2 separate regions of the Homo sapiens genome follow, and region 2 is linked to region 1. Evidence: read pairs that join two places in POLR2A ChIA-PET (ENCODE). Cell type or tissue: A673. All regions are shown on one strand. Links, peaks and the distances in the headings refer to the core of each region. The heading gives the core; the rest is flanking DNA. Region 1 holds the start of COL7A1 (collagen type VII alpha 1 chain). Region 2 overlaps PFKFB4 (6-phosphofructo-2-kinase/fructose-2,6-biphosphatase 4).

Evidence for each region. ChIA-PET counts read pairs that join two places held together with the same protein. Peaks named below come from ENCODE experiments on the same cell type or tissue, not always from the same donor. Only the 100,000 strongest peaks of a DNase experiment are listed, where the experiment ranks them.
Region 2: POLR2A ChIA-PET joins it to region 1 with 20 read pairs; 8 of 35 experiments call an interaction of 5 or more read pairs at or near these places.

What each region holds. Positions count from the first base shown.
Region 1 is chr3:48,592,027-48,600,566 of GRCh38, forward strand. COL7A1 (collagen type VII alpha 1 chain) reads right to left here and starts at 3,303. Exons shown (of 119, transcript NM_000094.4): 1 at 3,242-3,303; 2 at 3,049-3,134; 3 at 2,342-2,522; 4 at 1,511-1,670; 5 at 1,330-1,423; 6 at 1,076-1,237; 7 at 749-912; 8 at 544-673; 9 at 325-441; 10 at 76-222. The coding sequence starts at 3,133. It overlaps UQCRC1 (ubiquinol-cytochrome c reductase core protein 1), which reads right to left. Exons shown (of 13, transcript NM_003365.3): 10 at 8,456-8,540; 11 at 8,037-8,125; 12 at 7,609-7,684; 13 at 6,976-7,166. The coding sequence ends at 7,102. In A673, for the core only: no CTCF peak of the experiment used is centred there; DNase peaks (open chromatin) are centred at 3,905 and 6,775; H3K4me3 peaks cover 650 bases; H3K27ac peaks cover 1,172 bases.
Region 2 is chr3:48,533,487-48,548,893 of GRCh38, forward strand. PFKFB4 (6-phosphofructo-2-kinase/fructose-2,6-biphosphatase 4) reads right to left here. Exons shown (of 14, transcript NM_004567.4): 4 at 10,094-10,160; 5 at 6,211-6,285; 6 at 5,768-5,824; 7 at 5,012-5,133; 8 at 2,770-2,977; 9 at 2,026-2,172. Among named protein-coding and RNA genes, the nearest start is that of MIR6823, 8.8 kb to the right of the region's middle. In A673, for the core only: no CTCF peak of the experiment used is centred there; no DNase peak of the experiment used is centred there.

The DNA.
Region 1 (8,540 bases), core at 1-8,000:
CATGGGATGTCAGTGGCCTCCGGGCCTTGCCCTGCCTGCCCGTCCCAGCCTGAAGAAAGTGCCCAGCCTTCTCACCAGTGCGAGCCATCAGGGAAGTGGCGGGCCCCACACTGCGGCCAAATAGGGTGCTCACGGTCACCTCATAGTCCGTGCCAGGCTCCAAGTCACGCAGCAACACTGAACCCTGCCCAGGGCCCAGCTCCTGCTGCTGTGTGGGCCCACCTGCATGGGGGACACCAAGGGGCCAGTGGGCCTTGCAGACTCAGGACTCTACAGCCTTGTCTGAGGCGCGGGGACTCCCCTCAGCCCACATCTCTCACTCACCACTGAGGACCCGCCATGTCACACGGTAGCCAGTGGCACCTGGCACACTCCGCCAGGCCACCAGGAGGCTGTGGGCTGTGGTATTCTGGATGGTCAGTTCCGGCCCTTCTAGGGCAGCTGGGGGAGAGTCCCACCAGGGATTCATGGAGTCAGAAGTGGGAGGGGGTACTGGGGTCGGGGGTTAGGTGAATGGGGTCAGAGGCTGGCAGAATTGCTCACTGGTCCGAGCTGTCCCGCTCACAGCCTCCCCGATGCTGTTGGCGTAGAGGGCAATCACAGTCACTTGGTACTCGGTCAGTGGCCGGAGACCCCGCAGCCGCACACTGGTCTCACCAGCTGGGACGTTCACCTGCCCAGGGCAAGAGGTCACTTTATCTTGCCCAGCCAAGTCCCCAGCCACCACCTATCACTCCTGACATCCTACCTCCTGCCGCTCACTCGGCAGTGGCTGTCCCAGCCCCGTCAGAGGAGTGTACTGGACCTTGTAGCCAGTCACAGGGCCACTGGCCGCTGTCCACTGTACTCTCAAGGATTGGCTGCTTGGCTCAGACAGCACCAGGTCTCGTGGAGCAGAGGTCGAGTCATCCGCTGGGAATGCGGGATCAGGGGATCAGGCAGGAGGATTGGGGTGGGCATGTATGATGCAGAGTTGGGGTCGGGGTCAGGAGCACATAGGATGGAATCAGCACTGCCAAGTGGGGATTGGGGTCCGGGGTCTAGGTCAGGGTACACCGTGTGGGCAGGAACTCACGAGGTCGGGTCACAGGCACGCCACCAGCAGTCGTGCACACTCTCCGGGAAACGAGGGGCAGTAGTGTCCTCAAGATGCTGAAGTCATTGACGAAGAAGAAGAAGTCACTGGTGGGCTGTGAGGCAACTCGCTTCAGCTCCTCAGGGTCAGCATTCTTGATCCCTGAAGTGACGACCCATCAGGACTCAGTCACCCACATGCTCTCTGACTGCCCCCACCCCCCAGCTGACCTGTCACTCCTGCTCGGTCCTTACCCACAGCAAATAGCTTGACCCCCTGCCCCTTCAGCCTTTGGGCAGCTGTGTCCACCAGGTCCTGGGACTTCCCGTCTGTGATCAGGATGCAGACCTGGGACAGGTGCAGGGGTCAAATCACGGTTCCCCTGGACACTTCATTTGGGGTCATCTTGGGAGGCATGGTAGGGGTAGGGATCACCTTGGGGACACCAGGTCGGGCCAGCTGGGGCAGGAAGACATGGTCAGCCACATGGAGAATTGCAGCCCCTGTGCGAGTGTTGCCCCCCTTGTAGCTAAGCTCACGGATGGCGCGGATCACATCACCCCCAGAGCCAAGTGCATCCAGGCCGAACTCTGTCCTGTTGGAGGGTAGGGGTGGCAACAGGCTAGGACTCAGGATCTCTTCTGGCCCTGGCCTTGAGGAGGCCTCTAGGGTGAGGGTTACGGGTATCAGGCTCTCTTGAGGGGTCCCTTCGTTCTGTCATTCTCCACACCCACTTGCCTCTGGAACCCCCAGGTTAACAAACTCCCCAGGGGCTCCTTTGTGCACCATCTGCAGGTGGGCCTGGGCAGACCTGAAGGAGCCCTTAGGGGCTCACAGTCTGTGGGGAACAAGATGCTGCTTAATTAAATAATTGCAGGAGGAGGGGTCCAGATGTAGGAAAGTGGATGCTGGCCAGATGGAGCACCTCTGGTGAACGGCTGCAAGGGTTAGAGGGCTAGAACGTGGAGAATCCAACAGGCGTGGGGGCCCCCTCCTGGGCTCCCCATCTCCAGATCAGAAAACACAGCCTCACTGTCTTGCACCTTCCTGTCTTGCAGTAGCCTGGAGGTGCCTCAGGGCACGAAGGTTCTACCTAGGGAATCCTTACCTCTGTCTCCAAAGGAGGTCCTGGCTAGGGGGTCTCTAGGTTCCCCAAAACTTGTTTCTGCAAAGACCTGGCCTGGGGTTTCCAGGGTCTCCTCCCTCTCTGGGGAAGGAGTCTTGGTGGGGATCTCGTGGTCCCCAGCCCCCAGGGCCCCTACTCACCGTGGGTCATCGCTGTACTGCACTGTGGCAAAGCGCACACCCTGTGCACTGGCTGCTCCAGAGAAAGGCAGCACCAGCCCTTCGAGAAAGCTGCGGACCTCGCGGAAATTGCTGCGGCCAATGGATGAGGAGCCATCCAGTAAGAACACAATGTCAGCGGCGTAAAGGCGCGTGCAGGTCACTGGGGCGGGCAGGAGAGATCAGGGCCTCTTCTGGGAGGCCAACCACCCGCCTACCCGCACGGTGGCCTCACTGGGACTTGGGATGGTGGGGAGAGTAGGCCTCATCTTATGCAAACCAGGGCCGAATCGGCCTGAGCCTGAGGGCCTTGGAGGGAGTTGAGCTCGGTGGGTCCCAGAGCAGACTCCCGCGGAGGGTTGGGGGTGTGCGGGGGAGGGAGAGTCGCCAGCACGGGTGTGGACTTGGGACTGAGGTCAGCCTCTAGGGGCCGGCGTGGATTGGCATAAGGCAGGGGACCCCGCACGCATCCAGGGAGCCAGAATTTGGGTAGGAACAGGATAGGAGGCGGTTTAGGGAACCCAGCACCGATCGCGGAGGGTTCGGGGAGTCCCAGAATTAGGAGGAATCCGCGGGGCGTCGTGGAGTTGGCTGGGTTGTGGGCGGGGGGTGTTGGGGATGAAGGCCGAGTGGAGCGGAGGGTGGCACGGTGCAGTGCCCCGGGCCGGGTCCTCCCTTGCGGTGCCCACCTCTCTCCCTGTGCTGGGCTCGCACTCGGGGCGCCTCTGCCAGGATCCCGGCGCAGAGCGCGGCCACCAGAAGCCGCAGCGTCATCCTAGGCAGTAAAAGCCGTCAGCTAGGACCCCCGCCTCTGTCCCTTGCTCCCCCGTGGCCTTGGCAGGTCCGAGCCCAGCGCCCCTCCAGCCCGAGTCCTGGTCTTGCCTGCGCGTCCGCCCGCTCCCGCCGCCGCCGCTGCAGTCTCTCGGGCAGAGCAGAGAAAAGTCCCTGATCTCGGGGGGCGGAGCGGCAGGCGGGAACCCAGGCACCCGCCCTCACCCATATCCCTGAGAGGTCGCCGCCCCCCCCACCCCTCCCCCAGACAAACGATATGACGCACTTAACTATAAACCCCCCGACCCCCCGTGGCTTCTGGGAATTTCCCAGAAGGTTCTGCATGGGCAGATGCTGAGGGAGTACCCCTAACTCCATCTAAGGTCACAGGTCTTGGCTGCTTTAGGTCAATCACAGTGACCAGGCTGAGGAGTGGACAGGTTCCTGCAGAGCCACAAGGCAGCAGCGCCGTGGGGGGTGGGGCTGCAGTTGGGGATGACTCACCCCCAATCCAGTGGGGGTGCCCAGACAAGCCCTCAGGCCATGGGTCCCGCCGGCCACTCCTGTGATTCAGCCATCTGTCTGGTGGGCCTCCTGGGCCCCACCCGGATCTCCTTGACAGGCAAGAAGCCCTGGCAAATGAGTGACTCTGGGCCGGTCTTAGGGAAACCAAGGTCCCCTTGGCCTGGATCCAAGTAACTCACCCCCTCTTTGTAGGGGATAAGCCGGAAGGAGGAGAGAACCTGTGTCATGCTTATGCATACATCCCAGTGTCCCACATCCCCTACCATGTCACAGGCAGATGCAATCCAGCTGTGCCTGCAGGGAGGGGGCCGCCCATCTGTGGAGGGCGGGACCACCCACAGTGACAGCTCATCTCTCAGGAATCGAGCCCTCCATGCCCCAGGCCAGGTCCCCCTACCTACATGTCCTCACCCACAGGCATCCTCTCCTTCCATCTACTTTTCTTGTAGGTCCCTGCCACCCATCTCCCCTACCAGGCCGAGGTCCCCTTGGGCCCCTTCCTCCTTTCCTCACTGCCCTCATGGTACCTGTAGCTTCCAGCTTCATAACTGCCCCCTACCTTACTCCTGTCCCCTTACCCAGGCTGACTTCACACCCTCCCCCAGCTTCGCTTCTGAGGCTGTGGACAGTCCTCCAACACACACCACGCCAGGGCCACTGTCCGAAGGAGGTGGGGCTCTGTATATGCATATCTCTCCATTAGATGGGTGACACTAAGGCAGAGAGGCACTGCTAAGAAGGGCAGGCCCCCATCTGGGTCCTGCTCCCCCTTTTTTTCCTGCTAATCCTGAATAACTCTGGGCAGCCCAGAAAGCACATCTATACTCACCAAGGCTGCTGGGCCCCTTCTAATATGCCCGGCCCCACAGCCTCCCCTGGGATCCACAGGGAGATATGGGGACAGCACTGGCTGGACTCCTCCACAGCCCGAGGACTCTGGTGTGGCCAGAGCTGGAGGCAGTGAAGACCATCCATGCTGCCTGCTTTCCTATTGCCCAAGGAAGGCTGGGGCTCTATCCCTTATTACTGACCCCCCAAACTATCCTGGGGCATAGTGCTATGACCTTATTCCAAGGTCAGGGTCTCCTCAGCCATGTCCCAGGACCCCCCATCCCTGCAAGGTGTGCTCCAGGTGGGGGGCTGCAGAGAACCAGGTATGTTATCACACAGGCAGCCCCTTCCCCCTAAGACTGTCACCTCCTCCCGTGCAGCCAGGGCGGGCAAGAGCAGGCCAGTGGCATGGACAGTACGGTACAGACATATGTGCACACGTGGGCCAGTCTTAGGGGAGACAGGAGGCCCAGCTGGGAGGGTGGGTGCTCAGGCAAACCTCATCAGAATTGAGGTGCCTCCAAAAGAAAGGACAGGCTGCTGTGAGAGGGTCTCTCAAAGGGTGCTGGGAGAGGCTGTTGAGAAGGTAGGAGTAAGGTTGGAATGACTCCACGTCTGGAGCTTCTATGAGACTCACGAGCAGGAGTGTGGCCCTCTGAAGCCCCAGCTCTGGCCTCCTGGGAGGAACACAGCCTAGGGCACAGCCCGAGGCCAGTGCCTACCTGCAACCCCATCAGGGCGGTGGAGCCCCCAGAGCACATCCTTCTCCCTCCCAAGCTTTCCCTGAACATTTCCTTCCCTGGCCTCAGTCACTACCTCACCCCATCTGTTTCCAACCAGGGCCTCTTTATCAGGTCCCAGCCCCACACATCCCACTGTACCCTGGACACCACCAAACTCCTCACTGGACTATGGAAGATTACCCTCCTCCAACCCACTCGTGCCTCCGCGTCTCCCAGCCCTGCTGGGAATGTAGTCCTCTTTGTGTCCCCTACAGCTGGCTCCAGTTCGTGTGGCCATGACCTCTGTTCTGCCACAGCACAGCTCACCAAGACTGATACAGAAATATGGCCTGAGAGTCCCCATGCTGAATCTCAACTCTGACCAAGTCACTTCTCTTCACAGTAACCTCCAACACACCTCCCCAGCATGGCTCCAGGGTAAAGACCAGAGTCCCTGGCTTGGTACGCAAGGTCCCTTAGAACCAGACCACTCCCAGCAACTCAAGCTCTCGTGTCCAGCACACCTGTAGCCTCTAAGGGCCAGGCTGGGCTTAGAAATGAAGCCCCATCCTCCAGGAGCTCAAACTTGACAACAGACTTGGCACTTGTTCCCCTGCCTGGGTGTTGCACCTCCATGAGCACCCAGGGTTGGGCCTGTCAGGGTTCTGCGCTGCCCAGCATCTTCTCTCCAGCCGTTCACAAAGTAGAATGATCTGCGCAATGCCCCAGTCCCGGGCCGTAGAAGGTGCTTAACAAATGTCTCCGAATTGGCAACGTATGGCAACCAATGGTGAGGGAAAGGCAGTGGGGCAGGGTGATAGTGATACAAGGGTTCCTTGGGCTACTTCCAAGCTACGATGCTGGGGGGACTTCTGAACAGCCATCTTCTAAAAGACCTTGTCCCAGCACCCTGCTTGTGACTGCCAGGCAGCGACTTCCTCAAAGGAAAATTGGGCCCCTCGCTTTCAACTTCCCCCTGGGATCCCAGAGAACCTGACTGTGGAAGCACTGGGGGGTGCAGGAGGAGCAGCCTACCTGCGCACCCACCATGGGGACCAGAGCCAAAAGAGATAACAGAGGGACTAGGTAGCTAAGAGCTGTACCAGGTCCTGGCTGCCTCAGGAAAATGGGGAGGGGATTGTCAGGCCAGCAGCTCTGGACTTGCCTGGGACAAATGTAGTAGAGGGAGGGGGCTCGGGCCCCACTGAGCTCAGGGCTATTCTTGGAGCCTGAGTCAGCGGAGGCAAAGGATTCCTGCCCTGCTTGTCCAGGCAGCAGTTAGAAACCAAATGAGAACACTATGCCCCAGGCTATCCTCCTCCCAGAATGCAGAGTAAACACACACAAGAGGCATCCTTGGAGACACCCCTTGGCCCCTTCTGGTCCACCAGGGACCACCAGGGGGTGACTTGGCACAAGGTCCACAGTGAGGGGTTTCCCACCTGAGCCTGCAGGGATTCCAGGCTGGGACTCCTACAGGGGCAAAGGCTGGGTTTACACTTCCTATGGACTCCCACAGCCCAATCTTGGGACCAGCTGGCTGAGGAACTCCCCTAAGTGGCTGAGTGGAAACATCTGGGCTCAGCTCCCTGTAGGCATCAAAGACTTCCGGCCTCAGCTGCAACCCCCACGCTTGCCCCTGGCTGAGGACACATCAGCCTGTGGGAAGGCAGGAGGATCCAGGAGCCACAGAACTAGAGGGAAGTCCTTGCTCCCCATCTACTGCCCCATGGACTCCATGCCAATGCCAAAAGAGGGATGACACACTTCTCAGCAGAGGATTTTATTGGTGGTCACCTGTGGCACAGGTTAGAGGAGCCGAAGTGCTGTGTTTGTGGTGGGGGGGGGACCACAAACCCCGGCCCTGCCCTCTTGCTTACATAGGCTTCCCGCCTAGAAGCGCAGCCAGAACATGCCGCTACGGATCCGGTTGTAGTCTGGGAGCTGCTCAATGGGGCCTGTGGGGATAGGGTGGAGCGTCAGGGTGGGGTACCTGGCCTGCACAGGGACACCTGGCCCTGTGCCGCACCCAGCTCGGAGATGCTGCCCAGAGCAGCACAAGACAGGCTTTGAGTGGAAAGAGAGGAGAGAACATTCCCCCAGGGGTGCTGAGCCTGTCCCTTCATGTTCTGGCCCTTGAAGCCCCACCCCACATGGAGGTGCCCGTTACCTGACGGGTGCAGGGTATTGATGAAGGCACCTTGGCAGGCAGTCAAGGAACTGCTGGGACAGGTTTTCTGAGCAAGAACTCCCTGGCAGCCAGGGGACTGGGGAGAGCTGCTTGGGGCCTTAACTGGCTGCTCTGTAAGCTGAGCAGCAGTGCGGGAGCAGAGGTGGAAGGGGAGGCCAAGAGAACGGCCTGAGGAAATAAACAAAGAGCAGACCCCCTAGGCCACTTACCATATCCAGCCACTGCTGGGCACTGGTCATAGATGTACTTGGAGCAGATCTCACGTACCACACTGGCATCCACCTCCTGCAGGGTGAGGCAGAGGGCATACTGGCTAACGGGCACCTGGCCACCACCTCAGCCAGTCAGCATCATCCAACTAGCAGAGATCTCCCACAGGCAGCATGCAGCTGTCCCCAGCCCAAAAGAGGAAAGGCAGAAGGGATCCCTGCTATAGACCTCCATGGGCCCCGCCCATCTCCACAGCCATCAGCACCTATGCCCTGCCCTCCCACTATGCTACCCCTGCAGGTGACAGCTGCCTAGGACACCAGGGATGCCTATAGGAGCAGGCTGCGCTATGCCAGGCCCCAACCCTACACCTCCCAGGTGTCTGCCAGGCCAAGACTCCAGAACCTCTCCCAGGGGTCCATGTTACCGCAATCCGGCTTTCCCATTCAGCCAGGGGGATGCGGCGGCCATAGGTCAGGAGGCTGCGTCCGATGTCCTCACACACAGGAGTAGTGCCTTTAAGGGTGAGAGAAGGCTCAGAGGTCCACCCAGCCCAATCCTGGACCCACAGGTACACAAACAATCTCCAGCCTCAGGTTGACAAGGACCTCCCTGACCTCATGCTGACTCAGATCACAGCCCTCTCTTCTATGGTCACCTATTATGGCAGTGATGGGCTGTGGACCTGTCTCACACCTGCCTGCATCTCCAAGGGTGGGGTGATGGGGCATGGCGTGGTCTTCAAAGTTTTCCTTTCTAACCTTGGTTAGTTAGGAGCAGTGGCCACCTTGGTGCTGTCGCTGGCAAGATGTACTCTACCCCTCCCCGCTGAGCTGTAGGACTCACCATCTAGATGAGATACCAGGGCATTTCTGAGGATGTTTTTGCCCCGGGCCACCTCACTCTCCGTGGCACTGGTACACAGGCGCAT
Region 2 (15,407 bases), core at 7,176-15,175, 51 kb before region 1:
AATAAAGACCAAGCCATGATGGAGCAACTGGTACCAGATTTGCTCTGGCCCCAACAAAAACAACTATTATTAAAAAAGGACAAATTGGCAGGGCGCTGTGGCTGACACCTGTAATCCTAGAACTTTGGGAGGTTGAGGTGGGTGGATTGCCTGAGGTCAGGAATTCAAGACCAGCCTGGCCAACGTGGTGAAACCCTGTCTCTACTAAAAATACAAAAATTAGTTGGTGTGGTGGCGGGTGCCTATAATCCCAGCTACTCTGGAGGCTGAGGCACAAGAATCGCTTGAACCCGGGAGACGAAGGTGGCAGTGAGCCGAGATCGTGCCATTGCACTCCAGCCTGGACAACAGGAGCAAACCTCCGTCTCAAAAAAATAAATAAATAAAGGGACAAATCAAACAACTGTTTTTAGACACGAGACTAGGCAGGACTGTGATCCTTGAGAGAAGGGAAGCAAGCTGAGGGGAGGAGGCAGCAGCTTACTGCCCAGAGGCACTTCCTGGACTGCAGAGCCAAGCATAATGAAGAAATAATGGAAGATTCAAAAAAGGAACAAAATGAAATTCCTGGAGCTTCAAAACACCACATCTGATATGAAAAGTTCACTGGATGGGTTTAATAAAAATGCAGAAGTAAAGATAAGTGAATTTGAAGACATAGCAGTAGAAACTATCTAAATTAAAGCTCGGAAGGAAAAAAAGACAGAGAAGAAATGAACAGAAGAAATTAAAAAACCAGAAGTTCAGTGACCTGTGGGATGATACCAAACAGTCTAACACACACAGAGTGGGAGTCCAGGATGGGAGAAGGGGTGGCAGAAAATACCTTTGAAGAAATGATGGCCAACAATTCTTCACATTTTATATTTAGAAACCCAGAAATCCGAGAATCTCAATAAACCCCAAGGATGATAAACATAAAGAAAACCATACTGAGATACATCATAATCAAATTGCTAAAAATCAGCAATAAAGAGAAAATATTCCAGCCTAGGCAACATCATGAGACTCCGTCTCTACAAAAATTAGAAAAGATTAGCCTGGCATGGTGGCAAGTGCCTGTAGTCCCAGCTAGTCAGGAGGTTGAGATGGGAGGATGGCTTGAGCCCAGGAAGTTGAGGCTACAGTGAGCTATGATTGCACCACAGCACTCCAGCTTGGGTGACAGAGTAAGATCTTGTCTTGAAAAAAAAAAAAAAAAGAAGAAAAGAAAATATTAAAGGCAGTCAGAGAAAAAGGAGGTAACATTATATCCAGAAGAGCAAAGATGAGAATGACAACAGACTTCTCTTAGAAACAATGCAACCCAGAAGTCAGCAGAAGAGCATTTTTTTTTTTTTGAGACAGAACATCACTCTGTTGCCCAGGCTGGAGTGCAGTGGCACAATCTCAGCCCACTGCAACCTCTGTCTCCTGGGTTCAAGCAATTCTCCTGCCTCAGCCTCCCGAGTACGTGGGATTACAGGTACCCACCACCATGCCTGGCTAATTTTTGTATTTTCAGTAGAGATGGGGTTTCACCATGTTGGCCAGGCTGGACTCAAACTCCTGACTTGAGGTGATCCGCCCGCCTCAGCCTCCCAAAGTGCTGGGATTACAAGGGTGAGCCACCGCACCTGGCGAGAACAGCATCTTTAAAGAGACAAAGGCCGTGCTGGTTCACCTCATTTGTGTCTCCAGATCCCTGGGAGGTTGGCTATGGCTGACTGCAGCTACCAAGCTCCCGTGGCCGCTGATTTCTTGTTGAGCTAGACCATGAGGAACCCTAGCAGGAGGCCACAGGGAGGGAGGAGAGTGAGGTTGAGGTGTCAACTCCCAGGCTCACTCCTGAGAATGGTCTAGGGCTCACCCAAGGTCCCATCCTGTTAGGCTGCCTTTTCCTCTCTGCTCCCAGCCCCTAGGTTCCTGTATCCTTTCTCTCTCCTCTCCTTTGCCCAAGGGGAGCAATGGTCACTGTTGTTACAATATGATGCAGCAGCCCTGCGGTATCTGGGAGGTAGACAGGGAGGGAGGGACGGTAACTACCGCATCGATCTCGTTGAGGACCTTCCACTGTTCATAGGGCACACCCAGTGCCTCAGCCGTCTGGATTGTCCTCTTCATCTGGCTTGTCCAGACCTTCAGATCCTTGATATTTTGGTCACTGATGAACTGGGCTAGACTCTTGGCAAACTGAAATACATCATAAGCAAACTCAGACCCACAGGTCTTGGGCTGCCCTTAAAGCATCCCATAGCCGCAGGGTCCATGAGATCACCCTCGCCTTGAACACTCACTACAGGTTTGGTAAAAAGCATGAACTAACTTGTCGATGACACACATGCTGACACACAAGAACACAAGTGCTGTTCCTGTGCACCCTCCCAGACCCTGAGCACAGCAGCACAGTTACAGCTGAGACTCATCAGGGCCACTGCCTCCCCACAACCAGGTGCCCTGTGCTACGTGACCACTGAGGTCTCCCCTGGACTGTGGCACAGCTATCTGCTACACTGTATGGACTCAGGTCGCTCTAAGGGTGGCATGCCTCTGACAAAAGGGGCTCAGTGAGTGACAGCTCACATGGAAACCAGAGATCCAGGCATTTGCCTGTTGCTTGATGACCTTCCCTACATGATGGGAAGATTCTAGGTTGAATGAAGGTCATTCACCTCGACTGCACATTAAAAGAATGGGAGCCTAGCCCCAGCGCACTCACACATGCATATACCCAGCCACGCAGGGTACAAATGCAGGCCCGTGTGCGCACGCAGGGACACATGCACTGACCTCCCTGCCCCGAGGGGACAGTCCTGGGTCCCCGCCAATCCGGCCCTTGAGGTTGAGCTCGCTCTCCCCGTGCCGGCAGAGGTAGATGGAGCGGGGGGTCACGTGGATGTTCATGAGGTAATATACGATGCGGCTCTGGATGTGGTCAGCCACACGGTTCACCACGTAGCTCTGGCCCACATCCATGATCTTGATATAGGACAGGTCCCTGTCCAGAGAGAAAGTAGAAAGAGGCCTGTGAGCGTGGCCAGGGTTCTCACAGAGCACATCTGGCTAGCCACGGAATCTAGCTGCGAGGCCTTGCACTTCCAACCACCAGAGATTACAACCCTCAGGACCGTCAGCTGGTGTGCGAGTGATGGGGGTGAGGCGGGAGCAACACAGTGCGTGTGACGCACAGGCAAACCCTGTGGGAGACGGGAGATGGGAGGTGCTCGTCACTCATCATGCTTCCCAAAGGTGACATCCAAAGTGGGGGGTCCGCCATACCACATCATGACTTTCTCCGCTGCTCATGTGTCCCTGGGGCCCCTGTTGGCCTATCTCCGCACTCTCAATACACTGTCTGTAAGTTGAACCAAGAGACAGTTTTCCCGAGGGTTGTTGACTTGGGAGTAGCTGGCAAACGCTCCACGCCCTCACTCTTCCTGGTCAGCTGTACAAGGACCTGGCCTTTCCTTCCCCAGTGACCTCCTCCCACTAGAGCCCAGTCCTGGTCATCCAAGTGTGCTGAGCAGCTGCCACACCCCATCCTGGGCAGCTGGTGGATGAGACAGGAAGCACAGGAGGATGGTGCTGGTGGTGGCAGCCGATAAGTCCAGCTCAGCCACTTTCCCTACTCTGGACCTATGTGGCACTGCAGCTTGGACAGCACATTGATCAGTCTCTGGGTGTGGGGGTGCAGGGTGGGCTCTGGTTCAGGCTGAGAGTCCTCTGGATATTCTCAGTTGAGCTCTCACTGTCTGGACCTTGGGACCTTGGTTTGGGGGTGTCACGATGACACCACCAATAAAAGCAAGAGCAACGCTTACTGACAAATCCAACAGAAGCCGCTCCAGACAAATGGATCACATCACAGAACCATGAAGAGAAATGCTGTGCTGGGGGACCATGAAAGCCATAGAGAGGCCCAGGTGGCAGGTGCCATTCAGCTCAGGCCCGGCCTGGGCTGGCTCTAGAACCCAGCTGAGGACCCTGCTCTATGCACACCCCAAAAGCATTCATCTCAGAGTTGCTTGTGTTTCTTGGTTCATGTGCATCCTTTTTTTTTTTTTTTTTTTTTTTTTGAGACAGGGTCTCACTCTGTCACCCAGGCTGGAATGCAGTGGTGCAACTGCAACTCACTACAGCCTTGACCTCCCTGGGCTTAGGTGATTCTCCCACCTCAGCCTCCCGAGTAGCTGGGACTACAGCCATGCGCCACCACACCAGGCTAATTTTTGTATTTTTTGTAGAGACGGGGTTTCACCATGTTGCCCAGGCTGGTCTCAAAATCCTAGGCTCATGCAATCCTCCCGCCTCAGCCTCCCAAAGTGCTAGGATTACAGGCATAAGCCACTCTGCCCGGCCCGTATTACACAATCTTATAGAATTACAGAACCTAAGCACAAGTTTGTATTCCAGCCTTTTCACTGAATGCAATATTATATTTTCCCATGTCTCTCCACAATGACGAGTTGTAATGATGACTGTAATACTTCACCAAGGGCTACATTATTATTTACCCAGCCACTGCCCCATGTGTTCTGTAAGACAGGATTTGGTAAACTGTGGCCAGCCAGTCGAACTCAGCCGTGGGCTGTTTTTATCAAGTTTTACTGGAACACAGCTATGCCCATTGATTTACATATCATCTATGTTTCATTTGTACTGTGACAGCAGAGTGAGTGCCTGCAACAGAGACTGTACATCCTCCAAGGTCTAAATAAAATATTTACTCTCTGATCTTTGACAGAAAATATTTGCCAACCCCTGCTTTAAGACCCCTTGCATAGAAATTCGGCTTGATTTCATGATGGAATAGTATAAAATCCTGACTCGCAGAGTTTTGGATGAGGTAACCGGTGTTCTGCAAGTCACCTCTGACCAAACATTTCTGCCCCAAGGAAATAAACAAGAAAGGTCAGACCATCTCTGCTTTTTGGTCCTCCAGCCACCACCATGGGGAGCCATAGGAGGCAGCCAAGTATGACCCCTGCCGCCCACCATCACAGCTGCAGGGCCTGGCGCTGCCCTGACTCACCTATCCAGGTCCTCATCTAGCGACTCGTAGGAGTTCTCATAGCACTCAATGCGCCTCATGAAGTCCTCCGTAGCCTCATCACTGTCGCGGTTGACATAGTCAGGGCTGCCCAGTTTCACTTGCTGCCGGAGCCAGGCACAGAGAAAGGACATATCAGGGTCAGGAGCCAGGCGGGGCCAGAGACCAAGGAGACTGCTGGGCAGGGGGCTGGAGGAGGTTGCACCGGAGACCAGTGCGGGAACCTGAGGCTGGAAGCTGAGGTGGGGGCTGGTCCAGCAGCTCCCTGGTCTGAGTTCTCACACCAGTGCCAAGAGGGTATCACTGAGGGTCCAGGGATTGAAGTCCCTCATCCTTGTGGTACAGGGGGAGGCCTGGAGGCCGTTCCCCACCCTGAACTCTCATTTTCCCAGACCCAGATGCCCATTCCTCAGATAAACTGGGGGAGGGGAAGGAAAGAATGAGTCTTTCTTTCTCTGAAATATAAAACATGCCCCTCACCCACCCTTCCACCCCTGCTGAAGGTGCTCTCCTAGTGTCCAGGTGGTTACGAGGCGGAGGTGGGGTGAGTGAATGTCCACCAGCCACCCAGCCTTCCACAGTGATCCACAGAGGGCGAGGCATACCTGACCCAGCATTTGAAGTTACACTTCCTCCCTACCCCCACAAGGTTCAAGATCAAATTAAGGTTAGCCAAAACCTGAAAAGGGATGTCCCTGTCACACACGACCTTCTGACAAGGTCAGATGCACTACTCACCACGATGTTGGCAGCTATGACCTCAGGATCCACACAGATGGACTCGACAAAAAAGGTCTGCGGCAGGACCAGAAGCGCCGGGGTGGTGGGAGGGAGGAACACGGACATGTTCAGGGCCTCCCGCCTTGCTCCTCGGAGCTCTCCATCCCCTGAGGCCCATGCTGACAAGCAGCCAGGCCCTGAAACCCTGCTTCAGAGGGCTGGAGGCGGGGTCAAGGAGTCCAGAGCTAAAGCAGGTGCTGCCCTCTCCTAGACTCTCCCACGAAAACCCCCTTCCCTCTGGAAAGCAAACCCCAAGTGGAGACAGCCCCTCTCATCCCAAATTACACTCAGGAGCCATGCCAGCCCCATGCCCCTCATGCATAAGCAGGCGGTGAAAGGAGCCCTGGAGGGCAGGGGACATGCCACAGTTCCGCCAAGGAGAGGAGCCAAGGAGGCCTCACCTTGTAGCCATTCTGTTCTCCAAAATTAAAGATGGTCGCTCTCCGTTCTCGGGTGGTGTTTGTGGCATCAAAAACCTAGGACCAAACTAGGGTTAACTCAGCCTCTGGCCCTGGGGAAGGAAGGGGCCAGAGTGGGCCCTGAAGTGGGCAGTGAGGGCCGCAGCACAGGCTCTCTGGGGACTGGATTTCTCATAAGGACCAGCTGCTGCCAGGTCCACCTGCCTGGCCAGTCTCCTCCAGACTTGCAACGGCTGGGCTGGCCCTCCCCTTCCTTGGAGAGAATGCCCCAAGGAAGTTAGAAGGAGAGGATGCCTGTGCTCCCAGCAGGGGAGCAGACCCGTGGCACAGAAGAACCTACTCAGTGCTGCTCTGCACACAGTGGGCACTCAGTTTGTGTTTGACCAACAGGAATTGCAGTGAAACCAGTTAAACCTAGTAAACTGAACCTATGTTTATTTCTACTCCATCCTGACACCCCAGTAAAATGGGAACAGAAGGATAAAGAGAAAAAGAGATGACAGGAGAAAAAGGAGACAACAGGAGATGGAGACATCAACACAATTCTGTCAGAGAGATCCACGGTGACGGACTCAGAGTCATGTAGGAAACCAAACACAGGTGCTGGCCAACCAGAGCACACCACCTGTGCAGGACCAGAGCACTCCAGAGGGTGCAGTGGCATTGCTAAGAAAAGGGACAAAGGTGGGGACGAAATGGGAGGACTAGCTGGCTGATAAAGAAGAGCTGGAGGCCCAGGCCCCCTTCCCAACCCCATCCAGCCAGGCACTGACCCATCTGGAGCTCTTTGAGAAGTACCTGGGGCCTGCACAAGCATCCTCTGAGTAGCCTCCTGAGTAGCTGGGACTACAAGTGTGCACCACACCTCGGTTACAGCATCATTTTTTTGTTTTTATTTAAAAAAAATTTTTTTGAGACAGGGTCTCACTCTGTCGCCCAGGCTGGAGCGTAGTGGAGCAATCATAGCTCACTGCAGCCTCAACCTCCTGGGCTTAAGTTATTCTTTCGCCTCAGCCTCCCAAGTAGCTGGGATTACAGGCATGTACCACCATACCTGGCTAATTTTTTTTTTTTTTTTGAGACAGAGTCTTGCTCTGTCGCCCAGGCTGCAGTGCAGTGGCGTGATCTCGGCTCACTGCAACCTCCGCCTACTGGGTTCAAGCGATTCTCCTGCCTCAGCCTCCTGAGTAGCTGGGATTACAGCTACTTGTGCCACCACGCCTGGCTAATTTTTGTATTTTTAGTAGAGACGAGGTTTCACCATGTTGGGCAGGCTGGTCTCGAACTCCTGACCTCATGATCTGCCAGCCTTGGCCTCCCAAAGTGCTGGGATTACAGGGGTGAGCCACTGTGCCCAACCACATCTGGCTAATTTTTTTTTTTTTTTTGAGACGGAGTCTTGCTCTGTCACCCAGGCTGGAGTGCAGTGGCGCGATCTCAGCTCGCTGCAAGCTCTGTCTCCCAGGTTCACGCCATTCTCCTGCCTCAGTCTCCCATCTGCCTCCTGGGTTCAGGCCATTCCCCTGCCTCAGCCTCCCGAGTAGCTGGGACTACAAGCGCCTGCCACAACGCCCAGCTAATTTTTTGTATTTTTTTAGTAGAGATGGAGTTTCACTATATTAGCCAGGATGGTCTTGATCTCCTGACCTCGTGATCCACCCGCCTCAGCCTCCCAAAGTGCTGGGATTACAGGTGTGAGCCACCGCACCTGGCCCACACCTGGCTAATTTAAAAATTTTTCTGTAGACACAGAGTCTCGCTATGTAAGCTGGTCTCAAACTCTTGGGCTCAAGCAGTCCTCCTGCCTCAGACTCCCAAAGTGCTGGGATTACAGGCATGAGCCACCATGTCAGCCCAGCATCACTTTTTTAAAAAGGGCATCCAGCCAGGGCTCACTGGACACTCCAGCAAAACCTTTAACAAGAAAAACAGAAACTAAATCAAACAAACAAACAAAAAAAGAAATTTGGGCCGGGTGCAGTGGCTTATGCCTGTAATCCTAACACTTTCGGAGGCTGGGGCAGGCAAATTGCTTGAGGCCAGGAGCTTGAGACAAGCCTGCTCAACAAGGTGAAACCCTGTCTCTGTGAAAAATACAAGAATTAGCCAAGCATGGTGGCACGTGCCTGTAGTCCCAGCTACTCAGGAGGCTGAGGTGTGAGGATCACTTAAGCCTAGGAGACAGGCTGCAGTGAGCTATGATTGAGACACTACACTCCAGCCTGGGCAACAGAGCAGGACCATGTCTCAAGGAAATAAAAAACAACAACACTCATATACTTGTAAGATAATGTTGAAGAAGTCTTTCTCAAAACAAACAACCAAAAAAAACAGAGAAAATAAAGAGAAAGGCTGGGCGTGGTGGCTCACGCCTGTAATCCCAGCACTGTGGGAGGCAGAGGCAGGCGGATCACGAGGTCAGGAGATCGAGACCATGGTGAAACCCCATCTCTACTAAAAATACAAAAAATTAGCCGGGCACAGTGGCGGGGGCTTGTAGTCCCAGCTACTCAGGACGCTGAGGCAGGAGAGTGGCGTGAACCCAGGAGGAGGAGCTTGTAGTGAGCCGAGATCACGCCACTGCACTCCAGCCTGGGTGACAGAGCGAGACTCCATCTCAAAAAAAAAAAAAAAGAAAGAAAGAAAATTAAGAGAAAAAAGATAAAATCAGAATCTCAGAATCAAGCTAGCATGTAGCCACCAGAAGTTCTAGAAAAAGCAGCTCAGAAAATGGGAGTAGGGATGGAGTGAGTTGCCAGAAAGGGGCAGAGGTGATTTGTCAAAGAAATAATACATGACAATTTCCCTGACCTGGAGAACAAGAGTGTTATGATGAAAAGGGGCCCCCTAGGACCATGTATGGTGGAGAGAAGACCCACCACAAACCACATCACCTTGAAGACCCTAAAGGCCTCCCAAGCGGAAGGGGCATGAGAAACTCTCAGCTCCCTCTAAGAGATGAAGCTTTTAGGAAGATCAGCAAATCAGAATGACATGAGACTTCTCCACAGCCACACTAGAAGCCATAAGACATCAGAGTGATGTTGTAGAAGTTCTAAGGGAAAAGCACTTTCCACCTAGAAATTCTATACCCAACCATCAAATGTGAGGATTAAAAAAAGACATTTCAGATGTGCAAGGTCTCACACAATTTACCTCCCCAAGCACCTTTCTCAGGAAGTTACTGGAGGATGTGCTTCAATGAAACAAATCAGTAAGTCAAAGAGAGGATGATGTGGGATCCACAGGCAGAACATTCAACCCAGGAGAGAGAAGGGCAATGGCTGTGCTACAGGCACAGATTGTAGCTGGGGACAGAGAACTCCAGAAGGCATGACTCCAGGAAGAAGAAGGAAGGGAAAGAACAGCCCCTGTGTTTGACTATATAAGGCTGGGGTAGAGCCGTTTCCCACAGACACCCCAGTTTAGCCCTGTTCTGCTCTTCCGTCTGACTAGAAGGGCCAACACACAGGTGGAATCCCCTTAATCCAGGATTCAGTGGGTTCCTACAACAACCAGTAATGCTGGGCAGGATTCTCCCCACACCAGGAGAAATCACATTTACTAAAGACTTAGGCAACCTGATACCTGTAACTTCTGGGGTGGCCAAGAATACAAGCATCCAGAGGGAAGTCCTGCAGGGTCAAATGCGGCCACCACATGCCCAGAGGGAAACTCCTGGCCCATATCCAGTCTCTGGCTTCCTCCTGCATAGCTGTTGCAGACTTCCTCCCAAGGGCTGGCACCCAGAGCAGCTGGGGCACACACACCCTGCCTTCCCCTCCAGATGCCTGACGAGCAAAGGCACAGATGTGGATGGGCTCCCATGTGTCACTCCCAGCTGTCACCAGGGTGTCACACTCACCGCCACATGTCCCCCCTCCTCACTAAGGAACCGCCGGACGTCACGGAGGGCTGCCAGGGCACACTGCCTTCAGGAGAGAAAACACAGGGTCAGCCCAGCACCCGACCCTGGCTCCAGGAGGGTGGCCAGGGACACACAACAGGAGGAGACATGACAGGAGAAGGAACAGCCCCGAGGTCTCTTGCTCTCTTTTCAAAGTTTCCCTTCTCTTTCCTTAGGATAATGTTCAGTGTTTGGCTAACTCTGCTCCTGTGAGGTGGAAGGCTATACACTCTTGGCTATTAGGAACATTTTTTAAGCACTACGTTTCTGTATTTTCCCTCATCCTCTCATTGTGCACAAATCCATGCTGTCATTGTGCCACATTCATGATTTCTAATTGTCATATATTTTCCCTGATTATCAAAATAAGCCCCCCCCCGCCCGCCTTTTATTTATTTATTTATTTTTTTTGAGACTGAGTCTCGCTCTGTCACCCAGGCTGGAGTGCAGTGGTGCGATCTCGGCTCACTGCAACTTCTACCCAGTTTCAAGCAATTTTCGTGCCTCAGCCTACTGAGTAGCTGGGATTACAGGCGTGCACCACCACGCCCAGCTAATTTTTATATTTCAAAATAAGCATTTTTAAAAGCAGCCGTTTTCTTGTGTGCATGTCAGGAGTTGGTGGTGGGGATGGGAGGAACACTAGGGCTGGCCCTCGGGCAGTGTTAGGCTTAGTGCTCAACTTTCTTTCCTGAAAGAGAGTTCCCCAAACCACCCCTTCTGAGGGAGGGTTCTGCATCTCTTCTTCTATCATATCCATACCCTCCAGAATGGGAATCCCCCACCTATGACCAAACACTGACTATACAGTTTTCAGATCTTTTTTTTTTTTTTTTTTTTTTTTGAGATAAGGTCTCGCTCTGCCACCTAGGCTGGAGTGCAGCAGTGGGATCATGCCTCACTGCAGCCCAAACTCCTGGGCTCAAGCAATCTTCCTGCCTCAGCCTCCAGAGTAGCTGAAACTACAGGGATATGCCACCACACCTGGCTAATCTTTAAATTTCTTTTAGAGATGGGGTCTTGCTATGTTGCCCAGGCTTACACAATCTTTTTAAGTTCTCAGCTTTTTCATTTATTGCTGCAAAGTGGATTGACACAGAAGGTTTGTTTTTTTTTTTAGACAAGAGTCTTACTCTCTGTTGCCCAGGCTGGAGTGCAGTGGTGCAATCTCAGCTCACTGTAACCTCTGCCTCCCAGGTTCAAGCAATTCTTGTGCCTCAGCCACCCAAGTACCAGGGATTATGGGCACGTGCCACCACATCTGGCTAATTTTTGTATTTTCAGTAGAGATGGGGTTTCGCCATGTTAGCCAGGCTGGTCTCGAACTCCTGACTTCAAGTGATCTGCCCACTTTGGCCTCCCAAAGTGCTGGGATTACAGGCGCGAGCCACTGCACCCAGCCAGGATTATTCTCATCAATTTATCCTATGAGGTCTGGAGATAGATAAATTACCTTTTTATCTATTATCTTCCCTTTTTCTATGTAAGGGTAAAGCTAGATCTCCTAGCTTTGTGTTTTTTGTTTTTTGAGACAGAGTCTCACTTTGTTGCCCAGGCTGGAGTGCAGTGGCATGATCTCAGCTCACTACAACCTCCACCTTCTGGGTTCAAGCAATTATCCTGCCTCAGCCTCTCGAGTAGCTGGGATTACAGGCATGTGCCACCACACCCAGCTAATTTTTTGTATTTTTAGTAGAGATGGGATTTCACCATGTTGGCCATGTGGGTCTTGAACTCCTGACCTCAGGTGATCCACCCTCCTCAGCCTCCCAAGTGCTGGGATTGCAAGCTTGAGCCACAGTGCCCAGCCCTCCTGGCTTTGTTGATCTTTGGATTTTGTGTTTAAACTCCCAGCATGTCAAAGTCAAAGGGCTCTCATCAGGACGATATGCCTGAAATACAGCGGCAGAAGCTGATCTGAGAACCACAAAGAAATCAGTGGTAGAGCTGAGTCCAGGGCACTGAAAAGAGCTCTACTCTTACGGCTCCTTGTGACATTTCTTTTCTTTCTTTTGTTTTTTTTTTTTAAGAGACAGGGTCTCACTATGTTCCCCAGGCTGGTCTTTAACTCCTAGCTTCCAGTGATCCTCCCGCCACAGCCTCCCAAAATATTGGGATTACACATGTGAGCTACTATGTCCAGCCCTTGTAACCATTTCTGTGCCCCAATGGGTCTTCCAGTTAAAGCCTCAAAGTGCTTTCTTCCTCATGCCAAAAACATCTGAATTCTGAGAGTCCAGGTAACTGGCATTGGTAGGGACATTTCTCCTTAGAGCCCCACGTTCTGGGCTAAGATCTCTTTTGTGGGCTGCTCTGGCCATGACACCACCATGCAGGAGAGACCTCAGGGCCCCGGTGGAGATGCTGAGGGAAGAGCCTGGGAGCCTGTGTGTGTGCGTGTGTGTGTGTGTGTATAAGAGAGTGCAAATGGGGTGAAGAGATGCATATGTGCATGAATCCACACGTGTGGGTGGTTATGTGTGTGTTGTGCCCAAGTGTGTACATGTAAATCTGTGAGTGTACCTGTGTGAGTATTCCCTGGGCCCATGTATGAGCACAGGTGCACACACACGAGCGTGCACAACCCCTGTGTGCGGTATGTGACTAAATGGGCACAGGTATGAGTGAGTGTGCCCACATGTGTGCACACAGGATGTGTGTGCATGCACCCATGTGTATAAGTTTGTGTGTGTGTGTCCAAGCATATACAGAGTATGCATGTGGGGGTGACCATGTGTGTACACATGGTGTGTGTGTATACATGTCTTCATGTGCCATGTGACTGTGTGAGAACATATGCGATCATGCTTGGTGTGTACATGTGCACAGATCCACATGTGCATACAGGTGAACACAAGCGTATATGTGCCCACACACATGACTCTGAGGTATGCATATGTGTGTGCACCCACCTTCATGTGTAGTGGGTGACTGCATGTGTGTGGAAGAGTTAACACAGCAGGTATGAGAATGGTCCCCTTCGAAAGGCCTGCTTGTGAGGTTGGCCCTTGGCCAGGGTTGGGGAACTTGATGGTAAACAGTTCCCTCTAGTGATATGAAACTTTCCCTGAATTATAAGAGGAGCTCACTGTGCATAGACTGTTTATACAAACAACATGGTTTATGTTGATTATCTGCTTTCCTTCTGGGAGTCTGGAATTTTGGTACATGCTAGGCACAGGGTGCCTATATGACCAGCCCCCAGTAAAAACCTTGGTCGTTGAGTCTCTGATGAATTTCCCTGGCAGACAACATTTTACACATGTTGTCAATGTTCAATGCAGGAGGAATTAAGTGCGTCCTGTGTGACTCCATGAGGAGAAAATCTTGATGCTCGCTCCTGGTTTCCTCTGGACTTCACCCCAGGCCCCTTTTTCTGATTTTGCTTTGTGTCATTTTGCCGTACTAAGTCTTAGCCATGAGTCCAGCTATATGCCAAGTCCTGGGAGTCACCCTAGCAAATCACTGAACCTGAGGGCAGTCTTGGGGACCCCCTACACACCATGTATGAGCGTGCTCAGGTGTGTGTGTATATACAGGGTGAGAACATGTGCGCCTTCGTGTGTGTAATGGCCCTTGAATTACGTGTGGCTTAAGTGAGCCCAAGTATTTATATGTGTAGGTGCCCACACATGTACATATACCCTTATGTATAACGTGACTGTGTACACAGGGGGTGTGCATGTGTATGTACCCTGTGCATATGGTATACGCATGTCCGGATGTGTGCCTATGAGGTATGCACATGCATGCATGTGCCCACGTGTGTGTGTGCATAGGGGGCTTGTGTGTGGTATAGGACTGTGTGCAGGAGTATGAGTGTGCCTGTTTAGAATATGTGTACTTATGCCCTTGCATACACTTTGTTTTTGAGACAGAGTCTTACTCTGTCACCCAGGCTGGAGCACAGAGACGCAATCTTGGCTCATTGCAACCTCCACCTCCCAGATTCAAGCAATTCTCATGCCTCAGCCTCCTGATGTAGCTGGGATGACAGGCGCCCCACCACATGTGGCTAATTTTTGTAATTTTAGTAGAGATGGGGTTTTGCCATGTTGGCCAGGCTGGTCTCAAACTCCTGGCCTCAAGTGATCCACCCACCTCGGCCTCCCAAAGTGCTGGGATTACAGGCGTGAATCACTGCACCCGGCCTTGCACGCACTTTTCTAGATCTTCTGCTGTGTCCAGTGTCAGAGATGGACCTCAACACTGTGTGAGTAACTGGGCCTCTGGGAAATGCAGCTGTCTCTTCCCAGGTTTTCCATTTTAAAAACTCTGGTCCTTTTATTTTGCTAATTGGGAAATTTTGGGCTGATTAATAGGAGATGGCCCTGTGGCCCAGCCAGAGCCAGGATTCGGATACAGCAGAGAGGGTTTCTAGGGCAGCCAGAGGGTATGCCTGCAGAAAGGCAGCAATGAGCCTGTCCCCAGCTTCTGTTGCAGGGTGACCTTGGACTAGCTTCCCAACCTCTCTGAGTCTAGGTCTCTTCATTTGAATTAATCCCAAATATCCCTACCTTAGGGGGACAGCCAGAGTGGAACAGCTGGCAGACTCTCCCCACAAACACTATGGATTCAGGCAGGACGGACTTCAAATTCAAACCCTGAGTGACCCAAGGCACCCCCATCACTTTCTGGCCTTGGTCCCAGCATCTGGAAAAGTGAGGCACCGCCCACCACAGAAGCTGCTGGGAAGATCAGACAGTAGGCTATCAGCGTCCACAGCTTGGGGTTGTTGGCTGAGGCAGAAGAATTGCTTGAACCTGGGAGGCGGAGGTTGCAGTCAGCTGAGATTGCACTACTACATTCCAGCCTGGGCGACAGAGTGAGACTCCATCACACACACACACAAATAATAATAATTTTTAAAATAAATAAATAAAATTTGCATTTGATGTTCCTTGACCTACCTATTGAGGAATATTGGAATGATGGACACTTTTTAGCGGTGGATGGGCTTAGATTCAAGTCTGGGCGCTGATGTAAACTTGCTATTTTGTGCGAGACTCCTGGCCTGTCTGAGCCTCAGTTTCCTCATCTGTAAAAGTAGGGGGTGACAATGGGCATCAAGAACCCAGCACACGGTAGGTTCAGACATTAGTCCTCTACTTTTTATCTGGCTCAATATAACCAGAGGGTCCAGCCTTGATTTTTACCCACAATTTGGCCATAGAAACCTGAATATCAGGCTCCCCTTCCCTTCTTGGTGCCACAGCCTGGCCCAGCCACACCGATGCAAGAACAAAGGCAGTCTCCAGTCTGAAGGTCCAAG